3 separate regions of the Homo sapiens genome follow, and regions 2 and 3 are each linked to region 1. The links are chromatin loops, found by intact Hi-C in ENCODE. Cell type or tissue: ascending aorta. All regions are shown on one strand.

The links. Hi-C counts contacts between places; a loop is a spot of excess contacts. Peaks named below come from ENCODE experiments on the same cell type or tissue, not always from the same donor. Only the 100,000 strongest peaks of a DNase experiment are listed, where the experiment ranks them.
Region 2: a loop joins it to region 1, with 2.7 times the contacts of the local background. A loop is called at or near these places in 3 of 110 quality-filtered maps.
Region 3: it touches region 1 in a loop (7-fold over the local background); 6 of 110 quality-filtered maps call a loop at or near these places.

Annotation. Positions count from the first base shown.
Region 1 is chr4:3,654,714-3,662,713 of GRCh38, reverse strand. No RefSeq gene overlaps it. Among named protein-coding and RNA genes, the nearest start is that of LINC02171, 19 kb to the left of the region's middle. RefSeq lists an enhancer at 1,544-2,188. In ascending aorta, no CTCF peak of the experiment used is centred here; DNase peaks (open chromatin) are centred at 4,083 and 4,613; H3K4me3 peaks cover 676 bases; H3K27ac peaks cover 2,063 bases.
Region 2 is chr4:3,717,152-3,725,151 of GRCh38, reverse strand. No RefSeq gene overlaps it. Among named protein-coding and RNA genes, the nearest start is that of LINC02171, 43 kb to the right of the region's middle. RefSeq lists enhancers at 791-1,593, 2,922-3,422, 3,423-3,923. In ascending aorta, no CTCF peak of the experiment used is centred here; DNase peaks (open chromatin) are centred at 1,821 and 3,331; H3K4me3 peaks cover 383 bases; H3K27ac peaks cover 4,908 bases.
Region 3 is chr4:3,704,405-3,712,404 of GRCh38, reverse strand. No RefSeq gene overlaps it. Among named protein-coding and RNA genes, the nearest start is that of LINC02171, 31 kb to the right of the region's middle. RefSeq lists an enhancer at 7,718-8,000. In ascending aorta, no CTCF peak of the experiment used is centred here; DNase peaks (open chromatin) are centred at 1,724, 3,594, 4,034, 4,634 and 2 weaker places; H3K4me3 peaks cover 1,209 bases; H3K27ac peaks cover 1,423 bases.

The sequences.
Region 1 (8,000 bases):
GGGTTCTCCCACTAAGTCACGCAGCTTCCAAAGCTGGGCGACCCCACCCACCTCTTCTGCTGTGAAAGGGGCCTCCTCACCCGGGACGCAGTGCAGGGGCTGTTGCCATTTCAGGAGAGTCCCCTAGAGGCCAAGGACCCCACCTCCCGAGCAGGTTGCAAGACCTGCATTTGGGCGGGACTGTATCCCCAGAGTCAAACGGCAGCTGCGGAAACAGAAGCAAGCTTACTTTCTTTTCCACTGAACAAATTCAACTTTGGGATGCAATGAAGCGCGACTTCTTCAAATGGACAAACAGGTAGCAAGCGCTGACTTGGGAGAGCGATCTCTCAGAGTAAATTGTAGGACAGCAAAGTCGCAAGACTCCTCTGCTGTTCCCAGATAGGACTTTCCAGGCACAACTGTGCAGTTGTAGCTGTGAGTGCAGGAAGGGCTCTGCCGGAGGCTCAAGGGCCTTCCCTCATCCGCCCTCCACGCGCCCTCATCCTCTCTCCACGCGCCATCCCTCCTGCCCGCGACCTCTTCTCCAGCGGTGAGCCAAGCCACGTGGCCGGCAGGGGTCCTGGCCGCACTCTCCCCTCCCGGTGTCTACTGTCTGTGCCATGTGACTTTGCCTTTGCTCCCACCAGCCTTGACTCTGGTTCACTTGTGAGTTGTTTGATGGCAGAGGTGATGAAGCAGGGCCTTGGTGTGTGCCTGAGGGGTAACCAGGAGGGGAATACACCCTAGGAGGGCAGCCTCTGCAGCCTGGGCCCCAGGACAACCACCGGAGGAGGGGGACCTGCGTGGGAGCCACATCCATCAAGAGCACAGCGTGAAGCAGGACCAGTCAGTCCTTGCCGTGAGCAGACCTCAGCCGACCCTCAAGCCCGAGAGGAACACGCGCTCCCCTCCTCAGGCCAGGGTGGACGCCTGCAGCTGGTCTGCAGCAGCACTGACAGGCGCGTTTCCCCCACAGCCCCTCTCCATCAGACACTGTGTGAGACTCCCGACAGCTCCAGATCACTCCTGTGAGCTTCAAGAATTCAGACCTTTTTATTTGTTGTTGCAAGGTTTGCAAAATCCTTTTGGAGTATTTTGATGCATATAGAATCTTCCGGAAGGTCTGGGTTTTGTGCCTGAGGACAAGGCTGGTGGTGGGCAGGGTATGTTAGATAAGTGGCCAGGCCCTGGTGAATATTTTCATTTTGGAAGGCACTAGCTCTGAGAATGCTGCACACATGCAGGGGTGCCCTGGGCACCTGCCCCTGCCCGGCACAGGTCGTGGGAAGCTATTAGGAACCCTAGACTGGGTATCGGATCCCAGCTGTATAGCCTCCCTTTGCTGTTCCCTCACCCCGTGAGATCCTGGGGCAGGCCCTCCTCACTGTGGGCGTCGCATGCCCCATCTGTCCAAGGGGACAACCAGACGGGCTCTGGGGCCTTCTGAGGCCAGCTCAGCTCTGGTCTTCGGCCCCGTCCACAGCCCACCCTCCGCTCCCCAGCTCCTCTGAATTCTTGTCACTTTGGCTTGGCTGGCAGGGAGGGCACCCCCAACCTGCCTCCAGCCTGCAGACCCCCCTGCCACCCACTGTGGAAGGCTGGGCAGGAGAAGGGCCACAACCCAGGTGTCCCCGTCAGAGTTCTAACTGTGTGGCTGCTTCTGACACACGCAAGGGTGTTTTCTTCCACCTCTGCCTCCCTGAGACAGCGTTTCCCTGGGGAGCCCTGAGCACTCCCTCACTCTACCACCCCTTCCTTTCACCCCAGGGCCCCCAGCTGCCTCAGGGCCCTCTCACCTCCTGCCACAGTGACAAGGTTAGGGTCAGGGTCAGGGTCACCACACACAAACACACACAACACACACACACGCACACCACACACACATACACACCACACATCACACACACACACACACAGCACACACAACACACACTATACAGCACACACACACTACACAGCACACTACACAACACACACACCATACACATCACACACACCATACACATCACACACAAGCCCTGGCCATGAAGGGCCGACTGTTAGAGCTGCTGTTTAGCCTCCTGGTTGTCGAGGGAGAGCAGTCGCCTCCCTGCAAGTCTGCCATGCAGCTGGCTTCTCGGCTGGGTGCCGAGGCTGGGCTTGGTTCCCTGGGCCAGCAGCTGCAGGTGTGGTCTGAGCTCTGCATTTCAGGATGGCTGGGCGGTTGTCCGCTTGTGTGTTCAGACACTCACAGCACAGCTGTCTGCATCTCGTGCCTGTCTACCGGGGGATCCTGACCCCACCCCCTGGGAAGACCGTAGGGGATTACGTGAATGACAGGGCAGACACCAGCCCCTGATACAAGCAACCCCACAGGGCCGCTGAACCGTGACCAGGATTCCTGTCCTCAGGGAGGTGATTTTGGACCCACCCCACCCCTCCGTGCAGGCAGGTCGCATTCAAGTTCCTTCCGTGACCCGCAAGAGGTTCGGAGGCTCCCAGGTCCCCAGCCCCAGCCCCTGGTCTGTCACAGACGATGGGCGGTTCCGCAGATCCCCTCCAGGCTCTGCCCAAAGCTTGCCTGTCTCTCATCTGGGATAAGCTGCCTGGTGTGGGTTACAGTCCAGAGGAATGTCACCCGCAACCACTGGACATGGGGAGCCCCAAAGAAATCAGGGTTGGACCAAGGGCCGAAAATGAAGGAAAAATGTGCAGGGTGAGACTACGTAGGGGGACAGCGCTACATATCCATGGGGAACACCGAGACCTGAAACATCCGGGGACAGGTGTGTGCCCAGTTGCCAGTGACACCAGGCTCTGCACTGCCGGGAGAGGCCAGGCAGAGCCATCTTGGTGAGAAAGCACCGGATAGCCCTCCCCAGACAAGCGCCCCCTCCCCTCATTGGTCAGGGAAGCCACTGGGGACCTGGGAGTTTTTGGAAGGGCCTGTGGGGGATCAAAGGGAGGAGGTGAGCCCAGAGAGCTGGCTGCAGACTCCAAGGGAGTGGCTGCGTGTCCCAGCGGGGAGGTCCATGCTATCCAGTCAGGTGGGTGGGCATGTGCCTGTCGGTGCAGAGGCAGATAGCAGGGGCTGGAGTCCAGGAGAGAGGTGGCCCCTGCAGCAAGTGTGTGGTGGGGGGCGTTCAGAGGGAGCAGGGAGAGGTGTGGGACCCCTGCTCACCAGGTCCCTGGTTTAATAAAACGTGACCAGAATGACTCCATCTTGAAGTGTGTAACTAGGCACTCACAAGGCACCTGTAAGGTAATGCTTGTGTTCTGAAAATAGCCACATCCTAAGCTGACCACCAGTGATAATTGCAGAATATTTATGGCCATACAGGACATCTCCTGGCAAGCCTGCAGGACATCCAGATGTCCTGAGAGTGCAGGCCACTGTGCTCAGGGATGAGGACAGTTAGCGGCTGAGGCTGGAGGATGCACGGTCACTGACAGTCCTCGGTTGAGTGAGAGCATCTGCACGTTCCAGGCTCAGTTAGAGCTCCTGATGGTTTCTTACGAAATGGCAGCACCAGTGGAGGATGCTGCCTTCATCCTCCCGCTTTTGGAGGACGCCCTACTCTGTAATGAAGTCATTTCGAATCAACTTGCCTCTTTCGCAGAGCTCTGTGACTCGCTTGAATTCTTTCCTGAGTGAGATCTAAGAACCCGTGTTGGGGTCTGGATCGGGACCCACTTTTCTGGCAGCAGCACATCCTCCAGAGCCCTTTCTGGCTGGGGACTCAGGGAGCTTGTGGGCCAGGGCAGAGAGACAAAGGAGAGGAGGGAAGGCTGGGGACAGGGACAGAAGGTCCAGGACAGACTTGGGGGCCGTTAGCAGAAGAGACCAGAAGGGCCCAGCAGGAGAGACCACGTCCCCGAGGCTGGAGGGCGGGTGTGTGGGGAGATGTCAGATCTGCAGACACCGTGTGTCTAGCGGCCCCCATGTCGTGTATGTCAAAGTGTGCAACTCTGCTGGAGCCTGGAGCAGGGCAGGATGGAACAGAACAGCCTTTAGGGGAAGGGAAGGGGACCGGGGGCTGGAGACCAGGGTGCCTCATGCCGTGTGAGGTTGGGCAGACGCCAGGAGAAAGCCCCAGCCTGGCAGGGAGCCCGGGGCTTCCTGGGGCTGCTGAGAGCTGGCCGGGGTGCCAGCGGGTTGGATTGTGGGGTTTGTATCCTCCTTGTTTTGAAACAGGGACAAGCAGCCTGCTGAAAGCAAACACAACTGCAAGGTAAAATAAAATGCTAGAGAAGCTCCCAAGGAAATCTGAGCCCAGGGAGAGGAAAGACGGCCGAGAGTGACTAAAGCAAGGCTGGTCCCACAGTGAAGGCCCCAGGCACTGCGACCCTGGGAGAGGCTGCCAGGCACAGGGGAGGGGAGGCACCAGGAGGGTCAGAGAGGAAGCACACAGGGGAGTGGGGACCAGAGACAGGTCTCCCTGGGCCCCTCTGCCAGGCCCAGCCGGGTGGAGACGGGCTGTGCCAGGAGAAGCCTGAGCCAGGGTTCCAGGACGCCCAGCCGGCTCCTCGGTGGAGGAAGGCGTGGCTCAGAGCTCGGCGCTCCAGGCCTTGGTGTGAGACTGAAGAGGGGGTGCTGTGTATGTGTGCGGGCGGGGGGGTGCTCCAGGCGTGAGGCATTGCAAGGCATTGCACCCTAGGGATGTCATGGGATTGTTTTCTGGTGCAGGGTTGGCAGCCTCCTGTGGGGCCCGGCCGCTGTGTGTTCTGAGCTCTGACACCTCCTCACCACTGGGGAATTCATGACGCACTCCCCGAGAGGGCCAGGGCGCACATACTTCGTAGTTACATTGAGTTAAGAGAATGTTATTTTTAAGTATTTTGGAAAAACACTTGAAGAAGCCAGGACAAATCCCCAAAGCCATGTCAGAGATCCCTGGTTTAGGGGCGACTTCCTCTCCCTCTTCCAGCCTCACATCCTCCACCAGCGAGACGGAGGGTCAGCGACGGAGACGCCAACATTTTCCTCCAGTCGTCTCCTCTTAGGAAGAAAAACGAGCTTATTCTCACCAAAGTGTCAGGGGCTGGGTTTGTCATCAGCATGGTGTGTATTCATGTTTGAAAAACCAGAGAAAGGGAGTCAGTGGGTAGGCGACAAGGGTCACCTGAATGTGGACCTGCAGGCAGAGGGTGAAGCCCCTGCCTTTCCCCCACCCCAGGCAGCCCCCATGAGAGGTGGGAGAGGGAGCCGGACCCCTCCTCACTCAGACCCCAGCCAGCGCCTGGGCTTGGAGTTGGCGCGTTGCTTCCTGGCCGTGCTTCTGCCCCTTGGGCCCTCACTTCGCTGATCTGTAAAATGGCACGAGAATAGTTGTATCCATCCTCATGGAGTTGCTGAGGGGATTGATTGAGAACATGCAAAGTCCTTAGCACCTTAGCACAGGGCCTCCACTTAGGTGCTCAGTAAACACCAGATATTACCATTAGGCACCTGTGCAGAGAGGGGGAGCGGGAGAGGGAAGAGGGGGACCAGGGGAGGGAGGGAGCCCACATCCCCGGGCACAGGCAGACTTGACATCCTTATTTGCATGAAAAAAGAGTGCACTGGCTTCCGGGTGTCATAAACCTCCTGTTTCAAGTACGCACAGCCAATTTATTTTTATGAAGCACTGAGGCCTTAGACTGTCTGGAAGCTGATTGGCCACACTCGGTGCCATTTCTCTCCCGACCTGCAGGCTTTCCTGCCTTTTGTTTTGTGTCTTCTTTCCTCTGGGCAGAGCGGGGAGTGGATTCCTCGGCTTCGCATTTTTTCCTTTTTTTTGCAATAAATGAAGAGGAAACAGATCCATAGACACAAAGGTGTGGCCTGGCCAGCCCTGAGCATCTGAAGTTTGAGATCATCCTTCTAGGGGGCTCTGGGGCTCAGGCCTGGGCCAGGAGCCAGGCCCTCCCTGCAGGGTGTCCTGCCACAGCTCACAGTGCATAGGCCACCAGCACACATGCACCTGCCACGCGCCAGACCCACAGAAGGGATGAGGGAAGCCCTGGGGGTCCCGCCAACGATGCTGAGTCCACAGCACTGCGGTTTCATCTTCCTTATTGTTGTCACAACCCCAGACCCTGGAGCGGGACACAGCACACCTGTGCCCCATGAATATCGCGGTGTGAATGAGTAAGTGACAGAAAGCACGGATGGGCGATTTTAAAGAATAGGGACCTGTGGGCTGTGACGGGCAGGATGCCTGCGCCCCAGGGCTCACGGTCTCGGCAGGGATGTGGTTTTGGTAGCCCCTACATCGAGTGAGGACTTCTGTGATAATGACCACTGTCAATCACAAGAAAGAAACTGAGGCACAATGAACAGAGAGAGTTTATTTGGGTCAAGGTTGAGGACGGTGGCTGGGACATTGGGGGTGCTACCTCGGCCTTTGTTACAAGCAGGTTTTAAAGGCAAAGCAGGTAAGGAGTGGGCGGATACAAAGTCCTCTGACAGGAGTTCTCATTGGTTTAAGAGACAGCATGGATCGGTGATTGGCCGTCACCATTGATTCTAGAGGATGAGTTACAGGGTCCAGCAGGAGGCACTTTATGGCTACCCGGTGTCAGCCTAGAGCCCATACAGCTGGCAGATTCAAGAGGTCGTTCTCTAGCTCGAGGGGGAGTGGGACGTGGCTGCTGTCACATTTTAATGCCTCTCTGGGCCTGATAATTTAACGGAGCTCACATTCCTCAGATTAAAAGTTTCTTTTCTTTCTCACATAAAATGCTGGCACAGGGTCAGGAGCATGGGTGCTCTGTGGTAACAATCATAAATGTGTTACATTCAGCTTAGCAGAAAGCTGCCTCCTTCTGTATTGTGAGTTCCGCCTAAAGGTTTCTAGGTCTGTAGTGAACTGTACCTAACTGCAGGTGTACAGACGTGACCCACTCCTGCAGCAACCAAGCCGGCTGTTTCTGGACGTCACCTCCATCTCTGTGGGCAAATGCTATCCAACCGCGGGGCCACCCTGGAGTCTCTCAGAACCTATTCCGCCCCCAGGGGCTGCCCAGCTGAGAATCGTTCCCTCCTCAATCAGCTTTAATTTGCCTGAAGTTTTTCTCTGAACAAGTGCAACAAGGGAGGATCAGCCTCAGGGGAGGGAGGGGGACAACCCTGGGGAGGGAGGATCAGCCCCGGGGGAGGGAGGATCAGCCTTAGGGGAGGGAGGATCAGCCTTAGGGGAGGGAGGATCAGCCCTGGGGGAGGGAGGATCAGCCTCAGGGGAGGGAGGGGGACAACCCTGGGGAGGGAGGATCAGCCCCGGGGGAGGGAGGGGGACAGCCCTGGGGGAGGGAGGGAAGATCAGCTCCAGGTGACTGAAGACCCTTGGCCTCCTTCCGGTGCTGCCCAGAACCGGGCTCCTTATCCAGCTGGGGGAAGGGATCCATTTGGACCCTTCTGTCTTCAGGAGGTAGTGGGGACAGACTTGGTGACAGGGTGGACAGGTGAGGGTTCAAGGAGGACAAGAAGAGCCCCAGCAACCGCAGGGCAGCCAGACTCTGAGGGGCCACAAGTCCAGTTGCCCCAGGCACCGGCTGCCGTGGCACATTGTGAAAGGCTGAGTGTCTCCCGACTCAGAGAAGCTGGTCATGAAGACACCAGAGCCAGCAGAAGGGATCACGTGCCACCCAGCATCTCCACAGAAGAACGGGTCACTTGGGCCCTGGCCCTGGGTGCCCATCACAGAGAAGGAAGCAGGGCAGCTATTGGTGGGCAAGTGTCCCCCGGTAGATGGAGCCATCCTGCCCCCACCATCCTGGAATGGAAGGGTCATCAGACTTGGGTTTGAGGAAGACCATGCCGCCAGTGCCGCATATGTCAGAGGGGCCAAAGTGAGGGTGAGACTTAGGTGAGTGGTGGGGTCACAGAGAGGAAGGGGTGGGGCAGGCCTGTGTCCTCACAGGACCCTCGTGGGGTGTGGCATTACCCTACTCCACAGACCTCAAGACCCAGGGCCAGAAGCAGTGAGCAACCACCCACGGTCACCACCGAATACAAACGCGGGGCAGGGGCAGGCTTCATGCCCAGCACCCATGCACCA
Region 2 (8,000 bases), 62 kb before region 1:
CCGTGGTCCCGGGTACTGGAAAAGGCTGCGCTGAGCCAGGACGTCCGGGTCCCACCTCCTGCTCCCGTACGTCCCCAGGCAAATACCTCAAGCTCTCCCCGCCTCAGTTCCCTCCACTAGAAGCCGACCGTAGCACGGGTTGGCGCCTCCTTGATGCTTGGAAAGTGTCCCTTCCCCGCGGACCCTGAGTACCACCCTCCACAGGAAGAGGGCCAGGCAGTCTCCCAGGAAGGCCGGCAGGTGCCAGCCCTCGCACGCACGCTGTGATTGCGCCACACTTAAAACAACTTTTAAAATCACTATTACTCCTCTACTAATTGTGCTCATTGCTCATCCCTTCCTACCATCCTCATAAATCACATGTAATTGTTTTCGGCTAATCCTTTAGAAACCCATTGTTAACTCAGCTCCTCAAAGTGTCTGCCCACGCCAGTGTGGGGCGGGGCACAGCGTGGGGCAGGGCACAGTGTGGGGCGGGCCACTCTCGGTGGTTTGGGCAGGTGGGTATTTGGTTTTTGTCTTGGCTTTGGTGCTTTGATAGCACCTGGACGGATGCTAAAATTTCCTCTGGAAGTTGGAAGCTGGCGTCCCAGCCTCATCCCAGAGCCGGAGATGAACTGCCCGGTAACAACAGCCGCGGCCATCTCCAGAGGATTAATTGGGTGCGAGCTCCTGCGCTGGGCGTTTTACCTCATTTTACCTGCATTCTCTGCGTTAATCCTCACAAGAACCTGATGAGGAAGCGTCGTTCCGCATTTAATCACCCAGGAAGTCAGGGCTCAGAAAAGTGCCTGTCACTAAGAAAATCACTTTTTCTCCCTCCCGGCCCTCCCTCTTCCTCATCCCCCCAGCTCTCCTCGGCTGGAGCTGCAGGAGGGGGTCCCTGGCTCTCCTCACTCTGTCTCCTTGGCAGTGGGGGCAGCACCTCCTGGGCAGGGCTGGCTGCCTCGCCAGAGCCCCCTCCTGAGACCCCCTTCTTGGGGCACAGCTGCACCAACTGTGGGAGGGACGAAGGCCCCTGGGCGACGCTCAGAGCCCCACCCTCGGGGGCCGTGGGTGGAATTTTAAGCTCAAGAATATTCTTAAAAAGTACCCATGCGGTTAGTTAAACCTCCTAAAATAATTGCAGTCAAGCAATTACATCTTTTAAGGGCCTTCAGAGGTGCTAGGATCCAGGCTCATGTATTTCAAGACCAAAGCAAGTCATTTCGTGCCACGCCTGGGGTGGGATTGCTTTGGGGGCTGATCCTCTCTGTTCAACAGCTGCTCCCGGATTCAGATTCAGGATTCGTGGGGGTGCAGGGTGCAGTGCAGCCTTTTGTGATGACGCCCCTCCTCCTGCCAGCCTGCACACCTCCAGGCCAGGGCAGGGAGCCTGAGGATGAGCCGGGAAGGCCAGGAAGGGGGAGCGTCAGTGCTTTCAGATTCCCAGCAGAAGAAAGAGCAATTCTGCACAAGGCATTTTGGAGAAGTGGCTGCCTCCCAAAGCAAGGCCTGGCTGGCAGGGCCAGCTCCTGCCCCTCTTGACCACCTAGGCTGTCCTCTGCAGGGAGGGGCAGAACAGCTGAGAGGTGCAGGTCCTAGGGGCCCGCCCACCCCTGGGCCCAGAAGCGCTTTTGGGAGTCATTCCTCCCTCCTCTCTCTCTGAGTGTGAGTCTGGCATCTGCATCTTCCGTTCTTCCTCCCTCCCTGTCTTCCTCTCTGTCTCGCCCTCGCCCTCCCTCCCTTCCTTGATTCCTCATGAAACACTGTTGTGTGCCAACACCACAGGGCAGCAGTGATTCCAGGCAGCCCCGACCTTGGGGAGCCTCCAGTCCTGAGCTGGCAGACAGCAGGGTAGGATTACAGGGGATGGGCACAGGACTCGAAGTGGGTGCCTGCACGGTCCGGGGAACCAGGGGTGCTTCATAAAGCAAGGAGGCGGAATGTAAGATGACCACTCAGCAAAGGTCACCCCCGGCCCCCACAGCACCACTGGGAAGCTGTCTTGGCAGTAGGGCCGGAGGGTTGCCAGCGTGAGTATTCTGGGCCCACACCACAAGCATCTCCTGCCTCTGCCAGTCCCTCTACAAGTGCCCAGCCTCCACCATGAAAAGGGCATGACTGGCTGGTCCCCTGCTCCCAGCAGCAGGGACGAAGCACAGAGCAGAGGAGAACCCTCCGCCTGGAGCCCTGCCTAGCCCCTGCCAGCTCACAGACTCAAGAGCAAGAAAGAAACACTTTCTGCTGCAAGCCATTGTGCTGGATGGTTTGTTACGCAGCTTTCCTGTGGATAGAACTGACCCATGCAAGGTGACTCTAATTCTGGAACTTTCAGCCAGTAGGCCTGGGCTTTGGGGGATGAGCAGCCTGGACAAAGGGAATGGTGACCCAGGAAGGGGTGCTGAGCCTGGAACCAGGACTCTGAGCCCACCCCTGGCTCTGCCCACCCTGCACACTCCTCCCCACCCAGCCAGACCCAGAAGGACGCCCTTTGCGGCTGGAATCCAGAGGCCCAGGGACGAGTTTATCTGTGGGCCCAAGGGGCAGGGTCATCTGCAGAGTCAGCTAAGCCAGACTGGAGTTGCAGCAAGACCAGGGAGACCCTCCCACGGGCCCCTCACCATGGGCTCTGCTGTGGCCACACCCCAGAGCCCATCTCTCACCTGCACCTTCCTTTCAGGAACCCTCTTCTCCCCCAGTTCCTGCAAGAGAAGCCAGTTGCACCAATGGACTAACCCCAGGCTTCACCTGCCCCCACTTAACGGTCCATACCCCCCCACCCTCCACCCAGCCCCCACCTGACCCTCCACCCAGCCACCACCTGACCCTCCACCCAGCCACCACCTGACCCTCCACCCGGCCCCACCTGACCCTCCACCCCGCCCCCTCCTGACCCTCCACCCAGCCCCCACCTGACTCTCTACCCAGCACCCACCTCTGGACCTGAGCTCCTGGCCTTTCCTCTGCCTAGGAGAGTCATCTCTGCCCATGATTCCCCCCGCCCCCCGCCGTGGCCACTGCCCATCCTCAGGACCATGTCTGCCACTCTGGTAGGCAGCACTCCACCTGCATCTGATGGCCCTGGGCACTTTCTGCATGTGGCAGCTTGGTATTGGTTCATGTACCTGTGCATGGCAGTGAGCACTGAAGCCACAGGGGCCCTCGGACAGGTATGCACCTGGACTCCTGCAGTTGCTAGGATGCAGATTCCCAGGCCATGCCTCCAGAGAATCAACTGCATTTGACTCAGAGGTGGGACCCTGGAATCTGTACTCCTTGGGCCACATCGAGAAGCATTACCCCTGCCAGCCACAGGGCCTGGGTCTGACGCACCACCCTGCCCCCTCTCCTCCCGGGCGTGGAGAGCAGGCATTTGTCCCAGGAAGCTGGTCTCCTCCACCGCCAGAGCTCTGTGCCCAGAGGACATTCCAAGCTGTCAGCCTTGGAGATGAAGAAAAATGGCCTGGTTCCCCCCTCTGGAAGAAACACTCCATTTTGGCTTCCTCATTTGGAGAATGGGCTCCACCATCTTGGACCCCTGCCTGGGACCCAGGCGAGTAGAGACCACAGCCCCGTCCCTGCACTCCTGCAACTCTGGCAGATGGTGGTCAGCCCATCTCTCCCCGACACCACACACCACCCTGCTCTGGCCCTGGGGCACTGGCATTCCTTCAGGAGGTTGGACCCAGAGGCTTCAGGGCCCCTCCACTTTGACAAACCTGAAAGGAGACCTCTCCCAGTTCCCTCCCACCCCCAGCCCCCAGGTCCCAGCCCCACGGGAATGACAGACGGCAGGCACGGGCCTCCGCCTCCACAGCTGTCCCAGCCCCACGGGAATGACAGACAGCAGACACGGGCCTCCCCCTCCACAGCTGTCCTTCCCTCAGACCAGGTACCTCCTCTTAGCTCCTCAGACCCTAAGCTGTCACAAGAGTGCTGGGTGGCCCTCAGGACCAGAGTCTCCTGGGGCGATCACTGAATGTGAGCTTACTTTCTCTTCCCCGGGCCCCCACTCCCACCAGAGCTTGGGCTGGGCCATGGGGCACAGGCAGAGGAACCCCCCAAGACCAGGGCACAGGGCCCACCCCGAGACTGCATGACCACAGAGCACACTTTTCCTCGGAGCCAGGTAGGAGGGGGGTTCATGGCTGCAAACAGGGTCAACGTTTCCTTCTCCTGGGTTTTCAACACAGAGGAAGGAGATACAGATAGCACTGAAGAACAAAACTTGGTACCTCAAAATCAAATCCAGTTCTGAATAGCATTTGTTATTCAGCCGTCCTGCAGCTCTCAACACTGTGAGTGGAAATTTTATGTCTTGGAAGTGAGACCTTTTACTCCCGGGGCTCAGGCAGAAAAGGCCTGAATCATTCCACAACAAATTAACTCCCAATTAGCCAGAGCATCTCAAAACAACAAAGAAAGAGCACTCAGTGGATTTCCTCCACCTATTTAAACATTGCTTTCAACATGGTGCAGAGATGTTTACTCAAATACACATTACAATCCCAGAGGGCTGAACAATTAGTCTCGGCTTTCCAAGGCAACCGTGTACTGACTTGTTAAGGAAGGCACCAATTTATCAGATAAATAAACCATTTTTAAGGCGGCTGTAAACTGATTTCTATGTTTACTTAAATGGACTATGGTGATTCCAGTACCTGCTTATTCCACCTGTTACACAGAAAATAAGCACAAATTGGACCTCACACTTTGATTTTCCCGTTCCCGCCTTCACAGGTCCCCTTCCCTCTGTTCACTCCTCCTGGGAGGCCCGGCATGTATCTCCTGAGGATCTGCGGCCACGTGTGGCCCTGGGAGGCCTGGCATGTGTCTCCTGTGGATCTGCAACCACATGTAGCCCTGGGGACAGACACTTGGAACACGTCACCTGTCTCCTGTCTAAATGTATTGGCCTGTTCCAACCCCATCGAAAAGACCAGAAAAATGGAAACCGTGGCAATGCTCACAGCACTGGAAAGCGTGACTTTGGGAGACCCTGGATCACTTAGTGCCCCCGGGATGAAGCTGGGGAGGGCCCGGGGCAGGATAGGCCACCAGCCACCAGTGCCGCGACATGGCAGAGTGAGGGAGGGAGTCGACAGCACTGCAGGGGCGCAGGGCACAGCCTCGTGGTGACTTCAGGGACAGTTGCACACAGCATGAGGGCAGGCGGCCTGGGAGCTCAGGAAGGCCCGAGGGGTCTTGTCACCCTGCCAGGGTGTGTTTTTGTGAGCTGGTGGTGGCAGGTAGGGGGCAACCAGCATGGGTTTTTAAGCAGTGAGGAGACTTTTAAGAGAATGATTTTTTTTAAATCCAAGATGAAAATGGCTTTATAAAGCCAATATCTGTTTGCAGTTAAAAAAAAATAGATAGTATAGAAAGCTATAAAGAAAAGAATAGAAATCATCCCAAGGCTCCCACCCTGAAATCACAGTCACAGGTCAAGTTTTGATGAAGACCCTTCCGAACACCAGTGTCTGAACACGCACATTCATCCCTCGGTGCAGCTGGACCTGCTCCATGCTCTGTGACTCGCTTTTGCTGCTCAGTAATAGGTTCTGAATGGCTTTTTCTGGCAATGGACTTAGACCTGGCCCATCACTTTCAGTTGGATGGAATTCCTGTTCAGGATGGACCCAAACCCATGAGATGGGTCCCCTGTTGAAGCACATTTAGGCTGGTCCAGCTTTTCAACATCATAAACACCACTGCAAAGAGCATTCGCCCCCTGCATGGAGCCCTGACCGTGGGAGGAGGTCCAAGTCGGTCCACACACAGCCTGCTTGGTGCCAGGCCCCGCTGGGTGGGTTCGGGGTTGGGGGCAGCTCAGAGCCAGATTATTAGGCAAATGTGTCACGGAGCCTGACTCTTACATACAATACAGTCACAGATCACCAACATTAGAGAAGACCACTGACATGAAAGACACATCCAAATGAGAGAGGAACTGGGAGCAGAGAGACTCCCTCGCCCAAGAAAAAGAGAGAGCCTCAGAGACCTGAGAGAAGACCATACATTCAGAAAATAAGACACAACAGAGTCCCATAGAAAATGAACATTCAGCCCCGATGCCTGCATATTAATAAATGACCACAGACAGCAGAGCAGGGAAAGTGAGGACACACCACAGGAGAGCAAGAGAACAAAGAGACAAATGTGGTGAAGGATGGGGGAGGTGTGGGAATTGGAGGAAGAACCCAGAAGAGCCAGCAGTGAGCAAAAGCATTTCTGAAGGAGAGGATGGTGACTGTGGAAGGAGGAGTGTTCACAGCAATAACTCACACCTGTCCCAGAACAAAGACCACGAATAAGAGCCCCAGGACCTCCAGAGTCCAGTACGAGGCACAAATACAGAGCCACAAAGGTGCATTCGTGTGCAATTTTACAGCACCAAGAATACAGTTTTCAGGGGAAAAGTGGAAACAGGTCACAAACAGGATGAGGAGTGAGAATGGATTCCAGCTTCTCAGTAGCCACCCTCTGTGGCTGGGAGAGAGTGGAGCTGAGAAGGTTCAGGCCCACCCCCTCCTGGAATTCTATACCCAGCCCTGCTATCCACAAGGCACCAGCTATGGACAAAGATTCTCCATTTACTCAGAGTTTACTGCCCATGCCCCTGGGTCAGGACCTCCTCCATGTTTCTCCTGTGATATGCACCACCACACAGAGGAACAAAACAATATAAAGGAAGACACAAGACCTAGGAAACGGGGTTCCTCATAGGGAAGAGACAGGATGTTCTCTCAGGGTGACAGTGGAGCAGCTTAGAGCAGGAGAAAGAAGAGATGTCCAAGACAGGGGTTCCCAGAGAGAGAAGCGGGCAGAACAAGCCACCTGCTGTGGGACTAGCCACCTGCTGTACCTGACGTGAAAGAGAATAAGGTCGCTGCTTTGTTGAAAAGTTCAGGGCTAGAATTAGTAAGGGGAACACGGAGAACCGAGCGAGGAGAAGTGCAGGGCACAATATGAGGAGACGCACGGAAGGGAACACACGGGGTAGGGACTGCGGTCGGCCATGGGGAGAGGGTGGAAAATGTGATGGGTCACGGCAATGGTTTAACTAACGAATTGCTTTGTTGCTTCAACCAAATTTAAAAGATTTAATCAACACGTTGATGTATTGATTAGTATTTGAACAGTAATTAGATCCCAAACATGGTTTTCCTGGATGGGGAGGTGGGGAGGAAGCGGGGATGAGGCCGTCTGCCATAGTCAGAAGTCAAGAGGCGGTATCTAAAATCTGAAAATCAACAGCAGATTAAACATGCCATTTGGAAATATAGAGAAAAATACCAAACTAGTGGAACCAAACAAAAACAAAAACAGATGAAAAGTTGAAAGGAGTGGCTCCCAGGGGAGTGAACTCATGGCGGGAGAGGGGGAGGGTGAGAGATGGTTGCTTTTTAGGATAAACCTGTGAGAATGAGTTGGCTTTTTAAATTATGTACTTAACATAATGTTTCCATAAAATAAAAAACTATAAGCAGGAAGCTGCTGATTTAGAAATTGGTCATGTGCTTTCTGTCTGGAAAGAGCAAAGCATTTAGGGCAGGGCCTCCCCAGAGCCCCCACCGCCCTGCACTCAGGCCTCCACCCACCGCTGGAGGTGGATGCTGGGACCCCACTCTAGTTGGTGCAGGGCCAGACCTGCTCAGCAAGAGCGGAGGAGGAAGTCATCAGAGCCCTGCCTGGTCCAGGGCTGGTGGAGGGAGGCCCGGGCAGTCTAGCCAGATGGGGCAGAGGTGCTGTCTGGGCCCAGGTCCAGTGACCCAGTCAAGTTGACCCCTAACATCACCCATCACAATGACATGGTGGGGTCCCAGGAGGGCCAGGAAGTCCTCTAAGGCATTGTTCGTGCTGTTCTCTCGCCTGTAACACCCTTCCTCCTGCTTCATACAGCAAATTTCCACTTCAACTTCAAGACCAAGTTCCAGCATCCCCTTGGGAAGGCCTTTTCTGACCCCATGACTGGACCAGGTGCCCCTACATGTTACTGGCCTTGGGCACCCCTCATT
Region 3 (8,000 bases), 50 kb before region 1:
CAGTAAAGGGGGGATCCTGTCCCTCAGTATATTCCATCCTCCCTGTGCTATAGAGAGCAGAGGAGAGAAGACCTAGTCCCTGCCCTGAGTCGAGGGGGGCCTGCTGGATTTTGATGTCTGTGTAGGAGTTTGCTAGGCACCCCAGGGCAAGGATGTGCCCCAGGTGGCCGGGTCATGGGGAGAAGCAGAGGGTGTTGGGGAGGTGGAGGCAGGGTGGGCTGGCTCTGTCCTTCTCCCTGCCACAGGCTCTGGTTTGGGGTGAGGAGGAAGAAGTTTGTTGTCCACAAATATGACCCCGTCATTTCCCAGCTCAGGGACTGCCTATACAGACAACATCCGAAGACCCCAGTATGATTTCTGGGCTGCGTTGGTTAGGGGAGCGCACTGGGCTGAGGCCAGCTGGGACGAGGACCCACAGGGTAGGGACGGGGTAGACAGGGCCAGCCCTGGACAGCCCCGCCCCTGGTGGCCCCAGGATGACCACAGTTGGATGCTTGAGTTCTGGGGTGTCCCCTAAAGCAAAAGCCTCGGTGTTGCCGTCATAGCTCAAAGCAGGTTTGGGGCAACTTTGTGATACTCCTCATGGTACGCCCACCTCACTTCCACCACTGGTGACGTCGAGAGCCAGGTAACGACGCCCCATCCAAGGGCCGTGAGAGGGAGTGGTCTGAAAGCACCAACACCGGGGGCTGGCACAAGGTCTCACTCATTCATTCCTGCATTCATTCATTGAACAAATAGGTCAGAACTCCTGCTGTGGGCCTGGCCCTGCCTGGACTCTGGGGAAACCGGAACAAACAGCCAGCCTCACACATCCCTGCCCGCCGTGTAGCAGACCTTGGGCGGAGGAGCAGGCAGCCTCTGAATAGTCAATCCACGGCCAAGAAGGTCCACAGAGGGCGAAGACGGCCGCACTGGGGACGGGACGGGGCGTCTGTGCGGGTCTCCTTCTCCTCTGCCCGAGGGGTCTGCTCCCACCCTCTTTCTTACCGAGCAAAGCATGCCCAGACCTTGATAAGCTCAAGCCTGCTCCTGACCACGTGGAAGGGAGCAGCTCCACACGGGCCAGTCAAACTCTGCAGACAGCACAGGCTTTGCATGTGGGAGACAGAGCAGCCGGCTCCATCACCAAGTATGTTGCTGATGCTCATTTTCTCGGTTTTTTTTTGCCCAAAATGTCAAATTGCTCTGCTGCGTGCTCCTGATAGAGGCCTGACAGGGCCGTGGGAGAAGCACGGTGGAGGGTGGTGCTAGGAAGACAGGGAGCTCGACGAAGACCCTGGTGGGACCCCTAGGGGATGTGGATCTGGAAGCTTCCTGGCCACCCCAGGAGCTGCAGCTGAGGAGCTGGCAAGGGGGGTTGGGTATGCCATAAGTGACACAGAGCAGGAGCAAGAACAGGCCAGGCTGGCCTCGAGTGACCCTGGACACATGCCCCCTCCAAGCCAGGCCCCACACCTGCAAAATCAGGGTGGGTGGCCATCGCCACCAACACAGCGAACCCGCAGCAGGACCCCCTTCACTCCAGGGTCCCCACTGCCACTCTGTGTCTGAAGGCCCCCCGCAAGGAGGACCAGAACCTTCTGTGTGCCTCCCCGCACACACTGAGTTAGAATTCCACTGGAATGCGGAGCGTGGTCAGGCGTGACCTCCCTCCATGCCTCCTGACAGGAGGCACAGCCTTCTCCCACTCCCCCACCGCGGTGTGCTGGACTAGCAAATTCCAGAGCAGAGAGGCTGTGGCCATGGAAACCTGGCAGACCTCAGATTCCCCGGGACAGGGCAGGAGCAGGGCCGGGAAGGGCCTGGCAAGCCCACTGCGGGGGGTGGGTGGGCAGGATTGTCAGAGGATGGCCACTGTGGCAGAAGCCTCAGAAGATCAGACGCTTCCAGAGTCTGGACGAGCCGCCTTCCCGGCCGGTGCTTCCCGGCTCTCTGCCCCCTGGGTGAGTGTTCTAGGTGGGGCTCCTAGAAGCAGGGATGGGTCCAGTCTGATCCCTCTGGGTGTCCCAAGTGCTGGATACATGGTTACAGGGCAGCAATGTGGGGCCGCTCAGCTCTCTCCTCCAATTCTCTGGAGGAAAGCACCAAAGCAGGCTCAGAGAGGAGAAGCCACGCCCCCAAGGTCACACAGCTTGGACTCTGCGGAGCAGAGATCGTAGTCCTGGTCCTTCTGACTTCCAGGCAGCAGACAGCCCCGAGGCGTCCCAGAAATTAGCGCAAAGTTCTGCAACCGGGTTAGGAAATCATCACCCTGCAAACCCTGGAGCGGGGAACTTGGTTGAATGAAATTCAGGTCAGGAAGGCTGGAGGCCTCCGGGCCTCCTCCCCTGGATGAGCACGCTAGTGCTCCGGACGAGGCTGTGAGTCCGCAAGCCTTCGGTAGAGGATTCTGGCTGCTTCCTTGTGTCTGGGGCGTGAAATCCTGACCATGACCTTCAGGAAGCTCGTCCCCCTGCCAGGAGGGCTCCATTGGCCCTGGCCCAGGTCCTCGGTGGGTTTTCACAGTACCTGCAGCTCCCCTCACCTACTCCATGACAGCCAAAACAACCCCAAACAGAGACCGATTATTAATTTGAGCCCTTCTCACCTCCTGTTACCCCCAAAATGCATCCAGACCTGGGGAGGTTGTGGGAAGGGGCCTCCTTTTCACAGTCCTCCAGGTCCCTCTTAGCACAAAACAGCATTTTGGGGTGCGGCCTTGCTCCTAGACCGTGGTGTGGACAATCAGCCAAGAGTGCAGCACCCCTCCCTGAACAACCCCCATGACGGAGGTGGTCCCGAACACGTCGCTCCTGCTGAATCATCACCCCTAGCCCAGAGCCAGGCACTGCAGGCCTCAGCACTTCCTTGTTGAATAAATATCATGGAAGGAAGCCCTAAGAAGTCAGTGGCAACAGCTCGTATATGTCAGAGCAGGCGTCTCTAGGCTCCCTCCATTTCCGTCCTAGAATTCAATGGCTACCATAACCCCCCATCCCCAGTAGCTGATTCCAGCAGCGAAACCCTTGTAATCCATGTCCCAGTGGGAGTCCCATGCCACACATTCACAGAGGGCTCCCACGGCCAAAGTCTGGATATTAATTAGGATCCAAGAGTGTGACGTGATGAGCAGTTCTGAGGCCTGGATCTTTGCTTTCACCTTTGAATGTGTGAATCATGGAAGTCCGGGCAGCCTGGAGATGTGCTGGCATGCCTGGGACCTGAGCTGGTCTGAGGTGGAGCAGGTGGGTTTCTGATAAATCCTATATGCCTGAATGTGTGAGTGGATGGGTGAGGGGATGTACAGGTGGGTGGGTGGGTAGGTAGCCTGGGGAATGATTGTGCAAGGCTGGGGGAGTGGATTGTGGTTGAATAATTGGATGGATGGATGGATGGATGGATGGGAGGGCCCAACAAGGGGCTGAGAGGCCTGCAGCCCAGCCCGCTGCCACCAGCACTGGCTGAGGTCCTTGGAGGGTGCAGTCCCAGCAGGAGGGTTGGGCATGGCTCTCTGCCGGCTTGGTGTCCTTCTGGGGCACACAGGGATGCTGGAGGCTCCATCCTGGTTTTGAGACCCCAGGGTCAGAGGCTCCAGGTAGCACCTGCGACATCCTGCACTGAGTCTTGCAGAATGGGATGGGATGCAGGTGGTGAGGGGAAACTCTAGTGGGCCGAGTGCTCCAGAGCGAAGGCGGGCTGGGGTATCTGCAAGGGCTGGCCTGTTGGTCCCTCCCTGATGTGAAGCCCTGCGGACCTCCATCCCTTCAGTGCTGGTGGGTTCGTTCACCCCTTCTGCAGTAAATTCAGGGTGGACAGGGGAATATCACCTTCCCCTTTAAAGAAGAGGAACCAAGTCCCAGGAGGGCAGAAAGACTTCTGGGGGCCCTTCCACCCTGCAGAGGCCAGAGGCAGCTCCGGCCCCCTGGCCACCTCCCCGTTCTGTCTCCACGATGGTTTCAGGAGGAAGTGGGCGTCCGCGGAGGCAACCACATGGCCCTTGGCTTGGCTGTCCCCATCACCAGCCCCCAGTCCCCTAGGGCGGGGCCAGGCTCTATTTCGGGAGTGAGAATGGAGAGAGGCGGGGGAACCACAGGCTCCCCAAGGGACTGCTGCCTCACAGGAGTCATCCAAAAAATTCCTGCCATGCAGCCCAGAGCAGATGGAGCCAGTGTGTAGCCAGCAGAGCCCCCAGCGCAGTGGCTGGAGGAGGGAGGGTGCGTGGGCGTGGGGCGGAGAGAGCCTGTACTGGGAGCCAGAGGCCTGGGTACAAAGCCTACAGCTTCAGTGTGCTCTGAGAGAGTAGGCAGAAGTACCTCCCGTAGGCCTCGCTCTTAGCTCCTAAATTGGCTCACGCTGGCCACAGCTCACACTTGAGGCCCCACACCAGGCACTCATCTGCCAGCCACCCCTGCCTGCAGGAACTACCATCGGCCAGGACCTAAGTTGGATGGATCTAATCACCCCATCTCCAGACACGCTGTACTCGCAGCCTCAGCTCTCTGCCCTCTGCTATTCTGCCCGGTATGACCAGAACCACCCTGGACACAACCCTCCGCCACTGGCACATTCTGCTCCCAGACACTCCAGCCTCCTCCAGAACCCCCTCCATGGATATTCCAGATGTGGCGGTCCTGCAGCCTTGGACTCCCTCGGCCCAACACACTGATGAGTGAGTAAGAGTGTAGCTGAGCTTCCAGGTCCTGCAGCCTCCGGGGAATGTCCAGGGTGTGGATAGACACTGGGCCTGAAGCTCCAGGCTGTGGTCAGCGCTGGGATGGAAGGAGGCAGGTGCACAGGGAGCAGAGGCCGGGGACACAGCTGACTGACCCTCTAAGCATGGACAGAGGAGGAGGTGCTGGAAAACAGACGGAGAAGGAAGGGAGGGAGTGGCCAGGAAGCGCTCTGCAGCAGCGACTCAGCGTCCTGCATCTTCATGGCATCCAAGGCCCCATGCCCAGAGGAGTGGCGGCAGAGGAAGCTGGGTATGGCTTGTGGGGTGCAGTCCCCCCATCACTATCTGGGGCCATTTGTGCCAAAACCAATGCACTGCCACAGCCCCTGAGTCCAGCACATCCTCGCACCCTGCGTCCCTGGACTGTGGTCCACCCTAGCCAGCAGCACCCAGAGCTCTCCTAACCAGGCAGGAGCTCCATGTGACAGATGAGGAAACTGAGGCCAGGGCAGGTGGCGCCGACCTCACTCCAGAATAGGCACGGACAGTGGGACCCAGAATGCCCACGGGCACCATGTTGGGAGCTGGATGGGCACTGAGGGTGAGGCTGGACCCCTTTCTGAAGGAGGGACGTGGTGTCTGCTCCTGTACCCCATGGTGGGTGCTCACCATCTCCCCAGCCCACAGTTTACTTGGACAGCCCCACAGTGACCCACTTTCTCCCCGAAATGGGCTGGATCTGCCTCTAGGTGTTTTCTGTCTCGGCCCAGGCTTTCCTAACACCGGCTGGTGCCATCCAAGCCTCCTGCAGGGTCAGCAGATTTGCAAACCACAGGTTTCTCCAATTTCTTTGGAGAAAAAAAAAAGGAAAAAAGAAAGAAGGAAATAATTTTCCAAAGTATTATGTTTCTTCCCAATAAATCAAGGCCACCAGGCCTGGCAATGGCCCCAGACTTGTCGGGCAGCAGAGCTTGGTGACACCCTGGGATGGGCTGGGAGCAACAGAGCTTGGTCACACCCCGAGATGGGCTGGGGAGGTTTGGGTGTCCAGCATGGGGAGTGGCTCCTACCTGGAGCCACTGCCAGGACGGGAGCATCTCCAGAAGCCACCAGGAGGGGATCTGGCCCAGTGAGGTGGGCAGGGAAACTCCTGTCTACCCCCGCACGGATGGCAGGGCCCCTGTGTTCACAGGGTAGGGAGGCATCACTGCTTTCCAGGTGTGAAGCGGGGGTCTGGAGGCCTCTCTAAACCAGCTCAGTGGCCACCGTCAAAGTTCCTTCCCTTTGACAAAAGTTTCCGGAGGCTGTTAGGGGACCACCCCCAGCAGTCCTGCCCCACCCTGACCCCTGGAAGGCCTGGGTCCTCCACCACCAGTGTCAGGGACGGGCAATCAGGGCTCACAGCTTTTCGGGAAGGGAAAGATGCGTGAGGAACATGGTGGCCATGAGGCCCCTGGGTTTGGGGCAGGGCTATGAGGCACCCAGCCCAGCACGGGGCCCACCTGTGCTGAGGAACTGACAGAAGGTCGCTGGCCGTCCTTCAGGGACACGGTCACATGGTGGCTTTAACAAGATGTGTCCACATCCTGATCCCTGAGCTGGTGAATGTGCCCTCACATGGCCGAGGTTGTGAGGAGGCTCAAATCTCATGCTGGACGCTTGGAACCGCTTGCTGCCCTAGGAACTGCTCTAGTTCACAGCAGCCCACCAGACAGAGGGAAGCTGCCGCACCTGGGGCCTCTGTCCTAGTGGAGAGGGCAGGTAGAGACAAGAGGGACAAGTGGTGAAAAGAGGGCCATTGTGTAGACGCTTCTCTGTGCCACGGAGGAAAATGAAACAGGAAGGGGCTGAGAGGTGTAGGGTGGGGGCTGTGGCTTACAAAAGGTGCTCAAAAGAGGTCACATTAGATGGGGATGCAGGAAATGGGGTCAGCAGCACATTTCTGGAGGCTGCCTTCCCAGCAGGCAGGCAGCAAGAGCGAGGACGTGGCGCGTCAGATGGGAGCTGCTTCCGGGCCCCACCTCCAATCCAGGCCTCGCGGGGGCGAGACTGGAAGGACCCAAGCACTGTCCCAGCCATCCCATTGTCAGCCACACAGCCTGAGGCTTGGTCTGGAGCCCGCTGGCAGCCCATGGGCCAAGACCGGCAGGAGGGCCCCCTCAGAGGCCGTTCCAATAACCCAGTGGAAAGGTGGCAGGCTGGGAGTCAGCGAGCGATTGACTTAGGGTGGAGGACACATCTCTGGATAAGGGATGGTCAAGGAATGCCAGGAGGACTGTCCTGTGGACATCACAGTCACCGACGCTGGGGCTGCAGCCTGCCTGCCGCTAAACACCAGGACAGCCCTGGAGAGTTGGTTGGACATTTATAGCAGAGGGAGCGTGTGTTTCATCCCCTAGCCTGCACCTCCCAACCTGGGGCTTTAGGTTGGAGAAAGGGGGCTTCCCCACCAAGTAAGCCATGTGACTGGACGTCTCTGCACCTGAGGCAGAGATCATAACCCCAGGGCAGTTTGACCCATTTAGGGGAGAACAGTTTCCCTCCCTCACCTCAAAAGGCTCCCACTCCACCCACGCAAAATAGCAATTAAGAGTCGAGCCAGGAAAAAGAGAAATAATTAATATTTTCTCCAAAGCAGAGTTCCTTGTTTAAGAGCTAAATAACACAGAGACAGCTTAACCGCTACCCAGCACAATCAATTCTCTCTGGTTCTAACCTGCTCATGTGTGTTTCTTTAATCAGAGCTATTAAGAGACATTTCTGAGAGCTTCAATGTGGGGTTGTGCTGGGTTTTTGATTTGCCAGAAATGATGATCGGGATGATTATACGCCCACACGAGAGGCGCCTCAGCAGAGGGTCATCCTGGCTTCACAGTCCACAGAGCTGGAGGCAGCGCCGGCCGTGGGCACTGACTGGTCCAGTCCTCCCAGCAAGTTCCTTCCTTTCTCTGTGCCTCATCTGTGAAATGCAGATTCCACTAACAATCTCTAAGTGGTTATGGGAAGTAAGTGGCTTTTGACATGCAGAGGTGATAGAAATAGCGATCTTTATCGCTATCTGTTCGTAACAAGCACTGGGTCTAAGCACCTTAGATTTACTCGTTAGCTGAAGCCCTGCAAAACCCCCACCGCTAGATTTCACCATGATTCCCACTTTACAGATGGGAAAACCAAAGCACAAGGTGTAACTCACTTGCTGTCCAGCAGAGTAGCAGGTGGGGACACTGGGGGCTCAGAGGGTCATTGGTTGAGTGTGTGGTGCTCGGGGGAGTCCCAGGGTGGACCTTGGGGAAGAGAGTCCACGTGGACGTCCCCAGGGAAGAGGTTGAGGGGAGGCCCTGGAATT